2 separate regions of the Homo sapiens genome follow, and region 1 is linked to region 2. Evidence: chromatin contacts called from ENCODE Hi-C or POLR2A ChIA-PET data. All regions are on one chromosome and are shown on one strand. The core of a region is the stretch at or near the end of the contact, and the rest is flanking DNA. Distances in the headings are between cores, read along the strand shown.

What was found. A loop is a pair of places that touch in the nucleus more often than their neighbours do. ChIA-PET counts read pairs that join two places held with the same protein, here RNA polymerase II (POLR2A). Pooled maps may share reads with other maps.
Region 1: a map of pancreas shows a loop between it and region 2 (6-fold over the local background). The contact joins the promoter of ARHGDIG here to the promoter of LUC7L in region 2. A Hi-C loop is called at or near these places in 2 of 168 maps with a recorded cell type or tissue (HepG2 and pancreas), 4 of 37 single-sample maps with no recorded cell type and 11 of 50 pooled maps. POLR2A ChIA-PET finds 5 or more read pairs at or near these places in 18 of 52 experiments (A549, AG04450, Caco-2 and 13 more).

What each region holds. Positions count from the first base shown.
Region 1 is chr16:279,147-282,303 of GRCh38, forward strand. ARHGDIG (Rho GDP dissociation inhibitor gamma) reads left to right here and starts at 1,445. Exons shown (of 6, transcript NM_001176.4): 1 at 1,445-1,607; 2 at 2,600-2,779; 3 at 2,879-2,962; 4 at 3,151-3,157. The coding sequence starts at 1,535. RefSeq lists an enhancer at 1,586-2,343.
Region 2 is chr16:227,663-230,813 of GRCh38, forward strand. It overlaps LUC7L (LUC7 like), which reads right to left and starts at 1,787. Exons shown (of 10, transcript NM_201412.3): 1 at 1,617-1,787. The coding sequence starts at 1,677. RefSeq lists a silencer at 1,401-1,630 and an enhancer at 1,463-2,159.

The DNA of each region.
Region 1 (3,157 bases), core at 195-2,694, 51 kb after region 2:
CCAATCCTTCATAGGGTGTAGCCAATTGGAGGCCTCTAAAGGGCACAAGGGCTGTGGTCAGGTTTCTTTGCTTAATAAAAATCCTAATTACAGAGGCTCTGGAGCTACTTGCTCCAGCCCACTCCCACTCTGTGAATTGCCTTCCGTTAAATCTGTGCTTTCCTTACTCCGTTCTTCTGACTCAGTTTTGTTTCCTTGTGTTTCGTTGTTCTTTTGTTACTTTGTGCGTTTTGTTCAATTCTTTGTTCAACCCACCAAGAACCTGGACAACTCACCTCCAAGACCTTCTATCTGGTAACAGCTGCAGGAGCTGGAGCTGTGGGCCTGGGGACAAGTGTCCTAACAGCCCCCGCTCCCTGCAGCGAAGGGTCAGCAGAGGTGGCGCTCTAGGGGGGCCTGGGCACAAGTTCATAGGATCCTGCCCTGGAAAGGTTGTGGGCAGTTGGGGGGCAAGGGAGACAGTCCCCACCCAAACCCCAATGCCCCCTAGCACCCAAGGTGGTCTTCTCTCAATTGAGGAGCTCTTTGGCAAGGGCGGGTCTAATTTCTGGTGTCCCTGGAACCGGCCAGGGGTGTCTAAGAAAGGGACTCAGGCTGGTGTTCGGACCCCTTCTCCCTTATCCAGACGCAGGCCTTTGGTCCAGCTGTCCCAGCCAGGGCCTGCTCACCCCTGTCCCCTGCCGGGTCCCATCCCCCCCACCCACCCACAGGTCTCAGTTTAGGTGTCAATATCAGAAGCCCCCTCTGTGCTCCGGTCTCTGTACTCCGCCCCCTTGTCAGTGTCCTCTCCCTGAGGACAGGGGGCTCGGTAACTGGGTTTCCAAGAGCCCTGCAGGGACACCCCCTCTTGGGAACTCACACAGCGCAGCCAGGTCGCTAAGCCTTTGAGGGGCCCTTGTTGCCTCCTGGGTGTGCGTGCGACCCGCGCCCACTGTGGTCCCGCCCTACTGATGACCGTGAACCTGTAGGGTGTTGGGCCAGCCCCTCACCCCAAGGCTGGGCAGGCCCCCGGAGTCCCCCTCGGCCCAGACAGAAGCTCCCTCAGGAGCGGGGGAGGGGAAGGGGGCGCGCGGTCCGGCCCCAGGTGTGGCCGCGGATAATGAGACCCTGGGGATGGGGGCGCACCTGCGCCACGGCGCCCCGCAGAGGGTTTCCCAGGAGACCCCCTCGGGCTCCCGCCGCGCCGTGGGGGTGGGGCAGCCCTGCTGGCCAGAGCCGGGCACGGGCCGGGCGGGCGGCGGGGATCGTGACCGCGGCTGCGTGCGTCCGCGTCCGGGCGCTTCTGTGCGGGGTCCTGGCACGCCGGCGGGGGCGACCCGGGTGCCGGCCCGTGCGGGCGACACGCGCGTCTCTGCGGGGCTGCGCGGGGTCCGGAGCGGCTGGGGGCTCTCTGCCGGGCGCGGCTGGGCGCGGGGGGCGCTCCCGGCCGGGATGAGCTCACCGCAGTCGCGCCGGGGCTGAGCGCCGAGCGGGGCGGCGGCGGGGCGGGCGGCGGCTCCTCGGCGGCTCCGCGGCGCCCGGGCCGCGCGCCGCCATGCTGGGCCTGGACGCGTGCGAGCTGGGGGCGCAGCTGCTGGAGCTGCTCCGGCTGGCGCTGTGCGCCCGAGGTGAGCGGGCCGGGCAGGGGCGGGGGGCTCGGCTGGTCTCAGCCCCGGGCGGGGAGTAGCCCCTCCCCCGCGGCAACTTTGGGGGCGCGCATGGGGACCTCGCGGCGCCGACCCCCCGGCTGGGGTCTGGCAGGGGTGGGGGACTTCATCCAGGCTCCAGCCCTGTGGGGAAGGGACCAGGTGCGGACGGGTCGGCTTGGGAAGCGGCGGCGCTGGGACCCTCTCCCCCTGGACACCGCCGCCTGGAGCCCCTCTGTCTTGGGTGGGGCTGGGGCTGGGGCTCAGGCTCTGTAGGGCGTGTGGTGATCCCCGAGAAGACGGGAGCGAAGTGGGCAGGGACTCAGAAACCCCTGCCCAGGGCACCAGGGAGAGGGGCTTCAGGAGGCCACCAGCCCGGGGCGCCATGGGAGGCGGCGCAGAGCCTGAGCCCAGGGATTTGGAGACAGCCGCCCCCGGCACCCGAGCACCATGGGGAGGAACTCCTAGACTGTGGGAAAGTGTTCAGAGACCCCAGTCCAGAGCAGGGTGGTGGAGGGCCCTAGAGGGTCAGTAGGCTTGGGGGGCCGCCGAGGGCCCTAGAGGGTCAGTAGGTTTGGGGGCCGCCGAGGGCCCTAGAGGGTCAGTAGGTTTGGGGGCCGCCGAGGGCCGCTGCTCTCTAGCAGGTAGCCCCTGACCCTGGGCTGCCCTCATCTGAAGTCTTCGCTCCCCCGCCCTTTGGTCTCCGAGTCAGGGAGGGGGCCCTTGTGGACATCTGGGCCAGAGGAGCTGCAGGCCTGGCGGTCTCTGGAGGCCCCTCCTGAAGGTCTGGGTGCGGTGCGGCACCTCCCCAGGCCGCCCTGCTCTCTCTGCTCGCTCTCTCCCTGAGCCCCCAGAGGCTTCCCTTGAGTCCCTTTGGATAGTGGGAGGTACAGCTGGCCAGAGGGGGCTCCAGCCTGGTGCTCGAATGCCAGGGTCCGCTAGTGGCTGCTGCTCACGCCCCTCCCCACCCCCAGTCCTCCTGGCTGACAAGGAGGGTGGGCCGCCGGCAGTGGACGAGGTGTTGGATGAGGCTGTGCCCGAGTACCGGGCGCCGGGGAGGAAGAGCCTCTTGGAGATCCGGCAGCTGGACCCGGACGACAGGAGCCTGGCCAAGTACAAGCGGGTGCTGCTGGGGCCCCTGCCACCGGCCGTGGGTATGGCAGGGGTCTAGGCTTGGAGGGCTGGGTCTGGGGGGCTGGTGAGGAGCCTGGTGGGGGTGGGGGGCATCCTGCAGACTTCCAGTTTCTCCTCAGACCCAAGCCTGCCCAATGTGCAGGTGACCAGGCTGACACTCCTGTCGGAACAGGCTCCGGGGCCCGTCGTCATGGATCTCACAGGTAACTCGCAGGATGCTGCACCCTGAACACAGGTAGGGCCCTCCCAGGCACGCTTCTGCACCCCTGAGTTCCGAGCCCTGGGCCATCACAGTCGCACACCTCATGGGTACCACACCCTACGTGGGGGCTCCTGGAGCAGGTCTCAGCCTGTAGGGGAGTTCCGACCCTAGCTGAGGTTTCCCCAATAGGGGACCT
Region 2 (3,151 bases), core at 537-3,036:
GCTAATCAGAGGTCCATGAACCACCAAGGGTGACTTATAGAGCTGGTAATTTCCACCAACAAAAGCTACTTATTAATCTAATCTTTTTGTTATGAACAAATGCAGAGGCAGTATTTTGCCCAAAATTGAATGAAGAAGAAAGCTTTCAAACTCTATCGAAGACTGTTAAATAATCTAGATCTATTCTTCCTACGTCCCTTTCGTTCCCACCCTTAAAAAAGAGAGTTGCTACCTGGGAGTCACTTTTAACAAGACAATACCAAAAAAAGCAAAAAAGGAACTAGGTTAGTCAATACACACTGTGAGCTCCAACACATACTGTACCCATCTGCATTCTTCAAGACCTCAGCTGCAGAATTTTATGCCCGCTGTTGAAAAGTGTTAAAGGAAAAGTTTTCTTGCCCACACCTGCAGTAAGGAAGTCGGGGGAATGATACATAAAAGTAAAGGTAAAGTGGTATGTGACAAATTTTAAAGCTAGTCTGTGTATACAACACAGAGCTGTGCAACGCTAGAGGAGGAATATATTTTAGGATTTGCAAGCATCCAGGATTAATGTAGTGTCTTTTTATTGAAAATGTTTTCTTTCTAAACTACACTTTTAAAGTTACTTGTGAAAAAAAGCAAACACTTTTTTGTTATAACAGCTTAGAAATTGGTTGTGACTCACGGCTCGATGAACATGAGGCTTTCTGCAACTCCCTTGCAGATTGATGTAGGCAGGCAAAGATACACTGAACCTTTATAAATAAAATAGAGGGGCCACAATTGTTCAGTTTGTATGAAATAAAAATATGGGAAGCAATTCAAAAGCAACTCAATATACAAAGAAAGCTAAAAAGCACTTATTCACCTATGAAATAAAGTGCAAATAATCTGCACAGCCCTGAGAATGTGCCAGTGTGAACTTACAACTTCATTACTCAGCAGAAAAGAAAACACAAACCACAGCAGGTATATAGTTTTGCAAAGATGCAACCGCTTTCTCCTGTGACAACCATCATGATCTTGAGCTCCTCCCTACACAGTACAACCTACCTAACGACTGTCAAGCGCTGGCTACACAGAGGCTCTCCTGTGTGCTGGGGGGAAGGGGGCAGCTGGAAAAGTACTTGGCAGAAACCCACGTTAGAAAAGCTCAGTTTACGGTTCCCCTTGCAATGGTACAGAACCAGAGCGGGCCAGGTTTTCGAGGCCCATCCGGCTCCCTCGGGTGTAGCTTCTTCCCAAGGAGCCTCGGAAGAGTTCTGCCACCCGGCTGCCAGCGACCTGGAGCCCACGCTGATTCCAGCCCTCCGCCGACTCCACAGTTCGCGGAGGGGCACGGAGCCGCGGCGCCCGCCGGGGAGGAAGTAGCAGGACGGTACATAGGAAGGAGGCTGAAGCCCCATCCATGGCGCAGACTCCGAGAGAGGAGCCCGACCTGGACCCACGGCCGCCTCAGAGACGCACCGGCTTAGACAAAGGCCCGGCGCCTGCGGTCGGAGCGCGGGGGAGGAGGAGCGATGCCCCGCGCAGGCGCAGGCGCAGACGATCGCGGCCCCCGCCTCAGGCCGCCCGGCGGCCTCGCCTCACTCCCACCCCAGACCCTCGCCTGGTTGGCCGCTCTGACTCACCGTCCCGAGCCGTGCCCATGAGCTGGTCCAGCAGGGCCCGCATCTGCGCCTGGGCGGACATGGTAGCCGGCGGAGGCGACGGGGTCGGCCGCGACGACTTCTCTCAGGCAGGCGGTGGCAGCGGCGTCGACAAACGATGGTCGCGTCGGCCTCGAGCCCACTCGGCTCTTTCCCGCCGCGGGGGACGCCGGGAGGAAGTACGACGGCGCCGGCGCACGCCCTGCTGGGAAATGTAGTTTCTGGGGTGGGTGCTTAGGGAGGCTGAGGCTCTGAGTGGTCGCAAGTTGTCCAACGGCGGAACCAAAATCCCAACCCTGATTTTACTCTAGACCCCCAGGACCTCAAACGAGTCTCTACGGAGGGTAAACTACAATAAAATGAAATACAGTCAATCAAAAACAAGATGAATCCGTGCTTTTTCTAAGCTAGCCATGAAACCGTGAGCATATTATTTAGCTCCCCGACGCTCGTTTTTTTAAATCTGTGAAATGAGGGTTCTAAAGGTGCCCCTCATATGATTTTTGTGAAAGTTAAATAAAGCATGGAATTTTATTTATTTATTTATTTATTTATTTAGAGCGAGGGTCTTGCTCCGTCGCCCAGGCTGGAATGCAGTGGCGCGATTACCGCTCACTGCAGCCTCGACCTCCCCGGCTCCTTATCCTCCCGCCTCAGCCCGGCAAAGTATTGGGATTACTGGTGTGAACCACCACGTTTGGCCATCAGTCATGGCATTAATATTAGGTTCTATGATTACAACCTCGTGGTCGTCCTTTTGTGAGCTCATGGTCTACTGTCCCAGGGACTAAAGAAAAGGCATATGTAAGCAGTTATTTTATGTGATAATAGAATTATAGCATGCACTTATGTGTGCATAGTCTGGCATATACTTCTATTATATTAAACCTCTATTATTTATTTATTTATTTTTGAGACGGAGTTTCGCCCAGGCTAGAGTGCAATGGCGCGATCTTGGCTCTCCGCAACCTCCGCCTCCTGGGTTCAAGCGATTCTCCTGCCTCAACCTCCCAAAGTGCTGGGATTACAGGCATGAGCCACCACGCCCGGTCTTTATTTTTTATTTGTTTATTTTTTTTTTGAGACGGAGTCTTGCTCTGTCACCCAGGCTGGAATGCTGTGGCGCGATCTCGGCTCACTGTAAGCTCCGCCTCCCGGGTTGAAGCGATTCTCCTGCCTCAGTCTCCCCAGTAGCTGGAATTTCAGGCGCCCGCCACCCCCTCCGGCTAATTTTTGAATGTTAAGTAGAGACGGGGTTTCACCATGCTGGCCAGGCTGGTCTCAAAGTCTTGACCTCAAGTAGCCAGCCACCATGCCCAGCTGATTTTTGTATTTTCGGTAGACACGGTGTTGTACCGTATTGGCCAGGCTGGTCTTGAACTTCTGACCTTGTGATCTGCCTGCCTCGGCCTCCCAAAGTGCTGAGATTACAGGCGTGAGCCACCGCGCCCTGCCGTATTTTATTTATTTTTGAGACGGAGTCTCCCTCTGTCGCCCAGCCTGGAGTGCAGTGGCGC